Linked DNA regions of Homo sapiens: region 1 is linked to region 2. The links are chromatin contacts, found by Hi-C or POLR2A ChIA-PET in ENCODE. All regions are on one chromosome and are shown on one strand. Each heading gives the region's core, a stretch centred on a gene start or an enhancer-like site at or near the end of the contact. The rest is flanking DNA. Distances are from core to core; before and after follow the strand shown.

Region 1 (6,179 bases), core at 926-3,425, 66 kb before region 2:
AACCATGTTAGCTATTGTTTCATCGTCGGCATCATCTTAGGACTCTCTGAAGGCATGACTATATTCTTTCCCTGAGTATGAAGGCACTGAGTAGTCAATGTTCAATATACTCTATAAAAGATAACAAGAAGATGGGTACCATTTCAGGGTAAGATTTGTATATGAATGGATAAATTAATAATAATAACTTCTATATGCTTACTATATATTTGACATTGTTTTAAATGTTTACATATAATAACTCATTTAATACTATTTAATCCTCTCCATAACCCTGTAAGATAAGGTCTATTATTATCTTCACTCCACAGATGAGGAAATTGAGGCACAAGGGGCTAAGTGCCTGAAGTTACGAAGGTAGAGAGTGATTAAATACAGACAATTTGCCTCAAAGTCTGTGTGCTTAACCACTGTGCTACATCATTTCTCAAAGTTAAAAACAAGTTTTGACATTTAAGGCATAGATTTCAATTGTCTAGAAAAATACACTTACATGGAACATTTCATTCTCCAAGAAATCAGAAAAAAATGAAATATTTTATTCTTATTTCTACTACATGCCCTCTCAGCATCTCTTCCATATGCATTAAATGCATCCAACTGATTCCAAAGAAAAGGTGGTAGCCTGAAAAGCAGGATGACTATTCCCTCTAAAATGGAAGAAGAAATAGAGCCAGGGAGAGCCAGTGAGAAATCCACAGGATGGGAAATTCATTGAGTTGCCCAGTTTCTCATTTTCTCAGTGCAAGGGCATTCCAGGATAACAGGACAAACTATTACCCTCTGGCAGCAGCAATATCTCTGCTATGTCTGAGTCAGATGCTCAGGCAGTTGAATGTACTATGGGGAAATAAGAACAGAGCTCAAGCGCGGCAGACTGCCTTGCTTTGAGTGGCACTCTAGGTGCCTGAGCAAACTGCCTGGATACCTATGACTGGATGAGAGGAAGTAGTTTCCTTGACCTTGCTTGATAGATTTTACTGGCATTTGTCAGGGCTTTTAAAACTTCTCAGTGTTTGAAACAAGAGAGTTTAGACTCCAAGACTGCAAAAAAGGAGGCAGTTTTTTAGACAGAAAGCTGCAAGACAGATCAATTTTACCCTTAACTCATTCAATCTCCAGTTTTTGAATACCTGCCAAGTTCTTTCAGCTTCTTCAAGGTGACCAATCCAAATAATTCACTCACTATTTCAACACTCTCAATTGCCAGTATTTTTAAGACATACAGTGTTGTGATAAGAAAAAAAGAAAAAGAAAACTCTCTCTATACTTCCCAATGCCAGAAAACAATCTAAAATGAAATTGAGAGAATGTGAGATTAGCTTTTCCTCTTATTATTTAAGATGAAATATTCACTGGACCAGGTTTTTGGCAGAATGGAAATTTCAATGTGTGCTTACTCCTCTCGTTAGCTCTTACTGAAAATGCCATCTCATTTCTCACACACGCTCCCTGAACATCTTAGCTAATATGTCTGGAAAAAGACATTCAAAAGGAAATATCTATATTTTACTCTATAATTTTTTCCACTGTCTACTCTGTAAAGAAAAACTAGAAACAATAAGATTTCCTGTAGGTCAGAGTAAAATGTTTCCTTTCACTATTGCTGTACATTTACACCAATCATAAGAGTTTTTCTCAATGAGAAAATTTTCTCCAGCTTTGATATCCAACTTGTGTGCAAAGAATCACTAAAAGTTAAATTACCTTGAGCTTCTCCTGGATATGTAACAATATGAAAGAACTAATATTAGTTTTCAAGTGTGATAATACTGGTTTTGTTATTTATCTGATCTCATGCAGGAACTAAGCTTCCCACATAACAGAAGAGGTATATATAAGGTCTACAGAACAAATTGCCTCAATGTCTTTTGTAACAAAGGTATGAGGTAAACTATGCCTTTGTATAGTTTACAAACTTTTTGTAAGTGTCATGAATTTAAAGGGAATATCTTCTTATTTTCCATCTTATAGAATTTCTTTTGGTAACCCCCAAAACTCTCAGTGAAGTACATTTCATGTAGTTTTTATGGCTGTGTTCTAGGTTGAAGAGATGAGGGAGCAATGGGAGCTGTGGCTTCCTCCCTCTGCCATCAACACTCTGCTAGTATGGGCAGTTGCCAGTGCAGACAGGGTTGCAGGCTTGGGCCAACAAAGATGTAAGGGTAGGTACCTGCAGCAGCACTGAGAATAACCAAGTAGACAAGTAAGACACCTTTAGGGGAAAGAAAAATTAAAAAGTAAAAGAAACAACAACAAAATTTTCGTTCCAAATACACAGAGTGAAATTACAATGTAAGACTGATTAACAATGTAAAACTAATCTCCCTACCAGATAACACTAATTACCAAAGGATAAATAGTAACCTTACAGTCGACAAACCTGTCAGTCCCATCTTAACCCAAGTGGTCAAAGTTAACATCAACAGGAAAGGGGTATTCACATCCTGTGCCTGTAGGATGCACTGACAGCAACGCAACATGACTTCCTGCCAAAGCCACGAGGTGACATCAGACAACCCCATACTGAGGGGTAGTGTACAAAACAAATGGCCTGTACTATTCAAAAAAGTCAATATCATGAAATTCAAAGGAAGACTGTTCCAAGTGAAAGAGATTAAAAGGACATGACAACTGAATGCAACACATGATCTAGAGAACATTATTGGAACAAAAGATAAAATCTGAAGAAGGTCTGTAAATGAGATAATAGTATTGTTTTAATATTAAATTCCTGATTTTAATCAGTGTGTTGTGGTTATGTAAGAGAATGTGCTTGCCTTAGGAAAACACACTTTGAAGTATTTAGGAGTAACAGGATTCATGCCAGCAACTTTCTCCCAAACAGTTCCGAAAAAACAATAGAGAGAAAGAAAGAGAGAAGAATAAAGCAAATACCGTATAGTAAAAATGTTCTTTGTTGGATCCTAGCAACTTTTCTGTAATCTGAAATTATGTCAAAATTCTAAAATTGAAATGCAAAACTTTAGGGTAAATATGATGTCACCACAAAAAATAGTTCACCCTGTTCACAGAGACTCTCCTTGAGGGCACATGCCAGTCTCTAGACTTGCTTCCCTGTCCTACTGTTCAATCATCTTTTCCCCACAAATGTTCTCACAGCTTCTCACTGCCAACCCCTTTCCCACTCCAGAAAACCCTTACCATCTTGAGACCAGTGCAATACACTGAACTCAATAAGCTAGTGCTCAGAGACTGGGTAATTATGACTAGAATGAAATAAACAGAGGGAGGGGGCTAGAGTGGATGAGGGTGGCATATTAAGAACCTGCCTGAGATGAGGTCCTTCCATTGGTGTGACATGTCTCACCATCCTTCCTGCTCAGTTAGAAAATAATTATTGTATCATTCTGGCATATCTCTTTTCTTGACACACACATGCAAAAGAACAAGGAATGATTTTTCAGAAACTACCAAATAGGTTCGTACTGAAGAGGAGATTGTTCTATAAAAATTGAATGATCTTCACACACTCCCTTTTCCAGCCAGGAGACAGCACTTTTTGTTACGAATGTTCATTCCAACTACTACTCTCATATTCATCCTCTAGTTTCCAAACACAGGGAGAGGCTTATTGGTGGGTAAGACAAATCTATCTCTTCAGGAAACAGAGCTGTCTGTCCTTGCTTAGCAAATTCTGGCCACCAAAAGACCCAAGGAAGCTCTGAAATTACAGATTTTCTATACCTTAGTCTAGATAAATATTTTAGGTTGGGTGTTCCCACAGGAATGCAGCAGGAGAGGACATCACCCTCCATCCATAATAACTGCTGGGGATGTTGGGAGTGGGCAGATATGGAGTGAGGATTTGGAGCTGCCAAGCTCCACCTTTCCTCTGGGTCTTTGTTCAACGTGGTCTCCTCTTCCTGGAATCCATCCCCAACCTTAGTGTTTACTGTCTATTCTCCCTTCCTAATACCTTTCCATTTTGCACTTTGTTTCCACCCAGTTGCTGTCACCCTCATTCAGGCTGTAAGCTTAGCCCTTAACCTGAAAGGTACCAGTTAGAGGAAGCACTGGGAGGTAAACAAAATCCAAATCAATGTCATTAAAAGAACTATACCTGCCAGTCCTAATAAGAAAAAATATGAAAATAGTTTAGAGTGGGGTGACACAGTAATAAACTAGTTGAAATCAACCAAATGGACCAAATGTGGTAGAGAAAAGTATTAGGTAATGGATGACTTGAATCTGGAGGACTCAGGCACATTGACAGCCAAAAATGTCATAAAATTTTCAAGGATATCTGTAATGCTAGAGCTCAAATGTCTCAGATGACATCTCTGGTTAACATTCAACCTCAGCCAGCTAAAAGTATAACCTCCGAAAGTGCTTAGCATGCTAACCCTGAAATTGTTTGGATAGCATAATTGTTTCCAAGAGAATCAATAGCTGTGAACCTGTAGAATTACATATACATATATAGGATTAAGTAAATCAAACTTATAGTACTAATATTTTTAGTAAGGTTTAGAAATAGTCACTATATTTAGGAGAATTTGACCTGTTACTAAAATTATCTGTGTAATTCCAAATTAAAGTGATGAGACTAATTGACAAAGATTCTATGTCAAAATTAATCAGTATTAGAGAGTTTATAAAAGCCTAAGACATATCTTCTATAATTTAAATTTATCGTATTATGATAGTTATTTCAGTACTGAGAAGGCTTTTTCAGATGACTAAAGCACTTAAATATGAAAAGGAAATGTATCAACTTTGTCAGTATAGTTTAAAATGTTTAAGGGGGTTTAAGTTTATAAATGGAATCAAACATTAATTAAACACCGCTTCAAAAGTAATTTTCAAAATTTGTGAGATGTCTAAGTACAATAAAATAATTAAGTTAAATCTACTTAGATGTCTAAGTATACTAAAATAATTAAGTTAAATTTCAAAGCTTAAAGAAGAGCTATGTTTGTTACATACAAATTTAATAAATTGAATATTAAATTTTTAAAATGAAGTTTGCTTTGGATAATCCTTTTGGGACCCCAAAACTACACATAAGTACAGAAAACTTCCATTGACAAGATGGCCACAGGCGCATCCTAACCGGGCTCTCCTTCTGCGCTTTCCCTCACGGTGTAGTTTGAGCATAGCTAAGAGATGATGTTCCCAAAATACCATTATGGAACTTGTCTCTTCAAAAATCAATAATTTTTTTACTTTTCCCTTTTTTTTGTATAAACAAAGGAAAAACTAAAAGAAATCTTTTCGTTTTACTTCATCCATTGCTTTGTTAGTATCTTATTCACCTCCAAGATTCCATTTATTTTTATCCAGAAAGTCACCTTAATAAGTTACTACCTCACAAAATTAATTTCAGCCTCTATTCTCTATTGTACTCCGTTTAATACTATTTCGGTTCACATTTAACAAGTTCTTTGCTAAGTGTCAGCAGTTTAAAACCCTGTTTCATGTAACCTGTTTCTAGGATGATGCAAACTCTGGTTTTTTTTTACATTTAAAAACACAATTTGGACAAAATGTATTATTTCGTCCATGGAAAGCTCCAGAATTTTCATAATGCAACCTTGAGAAAGATTTCTGAGATTTACTGAAAAGTTTGGCAGAGAATGCTGGCTGCCTACCTGCTAATCCATTCTCTCCTTCCCTTAAGTATCAGAATCCCAAATTTTTATCTAGGTACATTACTGGTTGAATAAATAACTAATTTCCCATCCTCCCTATCTGCTACACATGGCCAGGTGATGAGCCAATAAGAGCTGAACATAACTTTTATCTGAGGCTTCAGAAGTAGATGCTGAAAGAATCTGACTCAGTGTGCTAGGACTATGAGGTGACCTTGAGGATGGAAGCTATGTGTTAGCATTGCAGAGTACAAATAGAAGTCTCCGGATCTCTGAAGGCAGTGTAGAGATATCTTCAGACTTTTTTTATATGAGAGACAAATGAACCTCTACCTTGTTTAAATTACTGCTACTTTGGGATTTTCCATTATGTGCAATTGAACCTTTGGGATTTTCCATTATGTGCAGTTGAATATTTGGGGATACAATCAATATATACATTTGTAGACTACCTTTCCAACAGTACAATATACAGTGGTGATTTTATATTTATTCATTTACATAATGACCCAAAGAGGCACATTGTTTTAAATATTACTAATGAGCATTTTTACAGCAAGTTTC
Region 2 (5,913 bases), core at 765-3,264:
GCTGGGCATTGTTTCTTGCTTTCTCTAAACTTAGGTTTGTGCCGGGTCAGAGGAGGTTGATGATTTAAAAATACCTAGATTGCTAATTCAGTCACCAGCATAATACATGTGGTGGTGTTTATTTTCATTGTTCTAAGGACTGGGTGTTTAAGAACCAGTTCTAAAAGATAACAATGAATTATAGGATTGACTAGTTTCCTTGGCCAGTGTTCAAGTCTTGATTTGTATGGAAACTTTTTTTTATGTTGTGAGCTGATTTTTAACTTTATCAGAGTATACTCATCTATATTCCAAGAAGACACTAGCCTCAAGTTTGTGTATTTCCTTTCTTCATTTCTGTATTCTGGTTTTGTATTTCAAGAACACAGTAAATGGGGGATGGGGTAGAAGTACGTCCTCATTTCTAGGGAGCCTACCAGCACTGCAGATGCAGCAGGCCCATGCAGCAAGTGTTGAACAGCAAGGTTCTGTAATATTTTCAAAGAAGCGTTACTCTATTTAGTTAGGATTCCAACCCAGTGTAGGGATGTAAAGGTAATTTATACTTTCATTAATCCAGACCACTACAGCCTTCAGAATAAATATCAAATACTCATCAGACTGACAAAATTCAAGGAATGGATAAGTTTGTGCTTGTCTCAGTTTATAGTCAGTGGAAATTTATACATTGCTGGTAAAAGTATGGAGTGCTGTAGATTCTTAGGTATCTGGTTGTATCTGATAAAATTACAAACTCAAATGCCCCGGAGTCAGCAATGTTCTCTGGGGCATTCTCTCTTACAGGGTACAATCATGTGAATATATTTCATTGCTGTGGTAGTAGAAAAAAATAGAAGTCAGAATTTGCACCAGGGGGAGAATAGTTGAATGCTTTATGATGCAGCTGTTGTGGAAAATTGAGTTGTCTCACACAGGGCAAGGACAGCTCTGTGCCTATCTCTAGGACACCTGGAAGTGTGATGCTGAACACTGCCTAAGACAAGGATGAGACGGACTAGCTGGTGATTTATAATGTGCTGTTTAAGGTTTGAAACTCCCTTGTAGCCACCCAAGACTAGCTTCTCTACTCAGTTTAAGCATATATAGAGATTGATGGCTTAACTAGTTTTACTGGCTACACAGTTTGCCTTGGCTAGTCAACTAGAGGGTAGAAAAGACGCCACTGGAAACTTTTGCCTGGGCTTTCCTGAAATTCAGATTTCACATACATACCATGGAGCTTCAACACCCGTGTTGAGGGTGAAAGAGAAGGGATCCTGGGGAGCCATGCCTGTCAGTCTCTCAGGCCTCTGATGCTTTTCTGGTCTTTCATTTTCCTGCTGTACCATATCCTTTGCCTTGAGTAAAGTCTTCTGTGAATACATCCTGTGAAGTCTTGTGTGTCCACCTAATTATCCAACCCGTTGTAATTGACACATCTGTGCCATGGAGTATTTTCCAAAAATGAGTTAAATATCTCTGCTATTCATTAAAGTATTTATGGCATGTTGAGTGGAAAACCAAGTGGCAGAGAAATTTTAAAAGGGAAAGAAAAAACAAGAATGTCCATGTTTGTCTAGAGAAAGGTGTGCGAGGATTCATCAGTTAGTACTCCTTACTGTGAGAAACTGGCCTTGAGAAGAGGAATGTCAGCTTTTACCTTGTATACATACCTGTCTTGCTGGAAACATGTATTGATTTTGTCATTTGGTAGAAAACATTGAATATGTATTTAAAAGTTTCTTAGATGTGTACATTTGGGCAGTATGCCACATTTTTCTAAGTATTTCTCCAATAATGAATTGAGAGAGAACATTTGGGTGGAGAGGAGAATGCACTGTTTGGCTGGAGACAAAGATTCGCAAAAGGTCGGTTGGAGAAAGGAGGTAAATAAGTTTGAATGTGGAGAGAAAACTGATCAGAGCAAGGTTGAGGGAAAATGAGCACGTACAGAAGATGGAGGCGTCAAGCAGATTTGAAGGAGGACGGCAGAAGTGCAGCAGATTTGGAGGCGGTTTTCCATGTAAGTGCCACTGGCTTCCACTATCCGTTATTGAGTGAAGACTCTCTGGCATAATCTGTTGGATCTGAGAAGCCTGTTGTGACACTTCCCATGTGTTAAATGGCACCCAACAAAGTGGATCAGGGCTATTTTTTACATGTGAACTAACAAACATCTGTAAAGTCACAGCATGTTGAGGAGGGCTAGATTAAATTACAGAGCTGGAAGGAGTGGCCCTGAGCTGATACCAGAGAACAGTTTGTGTTAGTGCCTCTGAGGGTTACATAACCATTTCTAACTGCTTGCACTGAAAATTGGTTTAGTCACTTATAAAACTGAGATGTCTATTTTAAGCAAATGTTAAAATAGTTCATTGGCATCTTTTTCTGTAGCTATTTTTTAATTCAGTTATAGTTCACATACCATATAACTCACCATGTTGAAGGATACAGTTCAGGGGTGTTTAGTGCATTCACAAGGTTATGCACCGATCACCACAACCTTAATTCTAGAACATTTTCATTAATCCAAAAAGAAACCCTATACATGTAAACAGTCAGTCTTTCTTTCTTCCTTGAATCCCTTGCAATCACTAACCTACCTTTTGTCTCCATGGATTTGTCTGTTCTTGGCATCTTATGTACATGGGATCATACAATACGTGGCCCTTTGTGTCTGGGTTCTTTCACTTAGCATATCTCCAAGATTCATTCATGTCATTGTATCCACACTTAAATTATTTTTATGGCAGAATAACATTCCATTTAATGGCTATACCACATTTTGTTATCCATTCATCAGTTGATAGACATGTGGGTTGTTTCTACCCTTTGGCTATTATGAATAATGTTTCAGTGAACATTCATATACAAGTTTTGTGTGAACATATGTTTTCCGTTTGCTTGGGTATACACCTAGTAGTAGAATTTCTGGGTCTGTGGTAACTGTGCTTAACTTTTTGAGAAACTGCCAAAGTATTTTCCTATACAACTATTTATTAAATGTCATGTTTATGTTATTTTTAACATGAGCCCTACTAGGTAGTGGAGTTGTATCTTCAGTAAATCTATAACTGTTGCAATGGTTTTATATGATCCTATGACAGATAAGAATATTAGTGGATCCAGCATTCCACCCAGTTAGTACTTACTGAGCACCAGTGTGTGCTGTGTGATAACACTGGAATGGTAACAGTGAGTATAATAGGGAAGGTTTCTCTTGTCATGGATCTTATAATCTGGGGGAAGAGACAGCCCTTAAATAATCCTGTTTAATTAAGTATACAGTAAAACTGTGATGCTGTGATAAGTGTTCTAAAGGAAAAGTGCACGGAGCTCATTTAGATTTGGGGGTGAGGAGGAAGGACTGGGTGTCAACACAATGTCCCCTGAGAAAGTGCTGTTAAAGCTGAGATCTACAAGGTGTGTGTACAAGTTAACTAGGTGAGGATGGAGGGAAAGAGAATTCTAGGCATGGAAACATGTGCAAAGGATTTGAGACAGCAGAGAGCATGGTGCGCTCACTACAGAGGGCATAAGGAGGGTGTGTTGGGAGTGACAAGAAGTGATGACAGGAAAGAGGCAAGAGCTGCTTCATAAAAGGCCTTGTAGATGTTTTGATTTATTTTTTGAGCCTAGGGAAGCCAACTGAAGAGTTCTGAGCAAGGGGTGACCCAAGTTTGTGTGTATGGACTGATACATAATAATATGTAATTATAACATTTATGTAAAATCATCATAGATAATCCTTATAGCTACACTGTAGAAACTGAATTTGAAAGAGATTAAGAATGAATGCAGGAAACTAGCCTGAGGCTAATACAGACATCCAGTTGGGAGGGGGTGGTTCCTTGAACTAGGGGTGCTGATATTGGTGATGGTGGAGAAGATTTTTAAAATATTGGCAGATTTTGAGATGCTAAAGGCATAAAATCAACAGGAAGTTTTTAGTAGTAAAAATTATTCCAGAGTTTCAAAGGCATTTTTCTGTAAGAGTTTTAAAATGGGATAAACAGGGAGGCATATGAGCATAATAAAACTGCCAAAAAATCATAATGCAGCATTGTTCACAAAGAGAAATTAAGTTGCATCAAAAGCATTGCTACAGAAACAACAAAATAAAAGTTAAAAAAACCATACCCAAACTAATAAGTGAAGTAACAAAATTACAGGATGACAAGGTCATTCATTGTACAAAAATTTAATGCATTTCTAAATATTGCCAATGACTGGAATATAGAATAAAAAATAACCCTCGTGAGGTTAAGAAAAAACATAAAATATCAAGAATTAAATCTAGTGAAAGACCCATTCACAGAAAACTACAAAACATATCCAAGAAAAATTAAGATGTAAATAAGTACAGAAAGATAGCTTGTCCGTGAATTGGAAGACTTGAGACCCAAATCAAATTCCAGGAAGATAGTGTGTTCTCTGGAGCTTATTCATCCTGTCTAATCTGAAGTCTTAATCTTCATGTCAAATATCTTGATTTTAGAAATATTGGACACTTATAGTTTTTTTTTAAAAAAAACTAAGTATTACTATTGGGATAATTACTAATATGAGATAGGATCCGAAGGAAATAAGTGGCAATACAGAGCTCTAGACACTATTGACCAGTTTTTCCTAAATTAATGCAAACTTATAGCCCACTCACTCTGTCAGTTGATCTTGGGTGTAGTTGATTTGAACAGGACTTTACCATCTCTCTTTGTTACCATCTCTCTTATTATATTGTAGCCACTGGGTTACATAATTAAAGGGGAGCTCTCATTTATTTATTTATTTATTTATTTTAATTTTATTTTATTTTATTTTTGAGACGGAGTCTTGCTCTGTCACCCAGGCTAGAGTGCAGTGGCGTCATCTTGGCTCACTGCAACCTCCCCCTCGCGGGGTCAAGCCATTCTCCTGTCTCAGCCTCCCAAGTAGCTGGGACTACGGGTGTGCGCCACCATGCCTGGCTAATTTTTTTGGTGTTTTTTTAGTAGAGACAGGGTTTCACCATGTTGGCCAGGCTGGTCTCGAACGCCTGACCTCAGGTGATCCGCTCACCTCGGCCTCCCAAAGTGCTGGGATTACAAGCGTGAGCTACTGCTCCCAGCCCTCATTTATTCTTTATGCTTTGTTACAACTTATTTTGAGGAACATACTGTTGGACTCTGGCAGAGACAGCACCTCTTGCTTTTCTACCGGAGGCTGTTTTGACTCCGGGTCAGAAACACCAAACCCCTACTGCTCCATGAGCAACATCGAGCAGGGGATTTACTCCTGGGATCAGTTTGGGTGAGCTCTGCAGGCATTAGAGTCTTGTGTTTCAGGATCCAGTGATCAATTTAAGGTGCCTGTGCTTTAGATCCTTGGTCCGTAACTGTTTAAGCACTGTAAAAATTGGTACTTTAACTTCTGCGGTTAAGATATTGTGCTGGAAATACTTTATTTGAGCTCTCTCTAGCTTGGAATGATTATTTTTTTAAATTAATGAAGTTGATTCACCAAAATGCACTGTGAGGTATTCATTAATTTGTTTTATAAGCATCTGAATGTCCCATATACCAAAAGTGCTGCAAGTACAAGTAATAAAAAAAAAATGGCTAAGACATAATGTATGTGTTCAGGGAATTTAGAAACACAGATAATATTTTAATTTAAATAATTTATATTGTGAAACACTGAGTTCAAAACATTTTTGTTTTTAATTAATATTAAATTTGCTGTTTAACATTTTGGGGATTATTATTGTGATCGCTTTAGAGGGTTCAGGCTTCATCTATCCCAACATCAAAAGAAACTGAATCTGTTTTTGTACCTATAAATTATGCATTTTGCAAATACTTACTGAGTAGCTACTGTGTGCCAGGTACTGTGCTGTTTCCAGGGAATATAATATTAAAACAAATATTAAATGCTTTTCCCTCATGGAATTTACAT

The links. Hi-C counts contacts between places; a loop is a spot of excess contacts on that map. ChIA-PET counts read pairs that join two places held with the same protein, here RNA polymerase II (POLR2A). Pooled maps may share reads with other maps.
Region 1: a map of left cardiac atrium shows a loop between it and region 2 (3-fold over the local background). The contact joins two enhancer-like sites. A Hi-C loop is called at or near these places in 2 of 168 maps with a recorded cell type or tissue (gastrocnemius medialis and left cardiac atrium) and 4 of 50 pooled maps. POLR2A ChIA-PET finds 5 or more read pairs at or near these places in 3 of 52 experiments (activated B cell, activated CD4-positive, alpha-beta T cell and activated T-cell).

The regions. Positions count from the first base shown.
Region 1 is chr4:42,667,932-42,674,110 of GRCh38, reverse strand. No RefSeq gene overlaps it. Among named protein-coding and RNA genes, the nearest start is that of ATP8A1-DT, 13 kb to the right of the region's middle. Within about 2 kb of position 2,175, at least 2 of the 41 ENCODE cell types and tissues checked have a DNase peak (open chromatin) inside an H3K27ac peak, as active enhancers do.
Region 2 is chr4:42,601,657-42,607,569 of GRCh38, reverse strand. All of the region lies in intron 5 of ATP8A1 (ATPase phospholipid transporting 8A1), which reads left to right. Among named protein-coding and RNA genes, the nearest start is that of ATP8A1, 52 kb to the left of the region's middle. Within about 2 kb of position 2,014, at least 2 of the 41 ENCODE cell types and tissues checked have a DNase peak (open chromatin) inside an H3K27ac peak, as active enhancers do.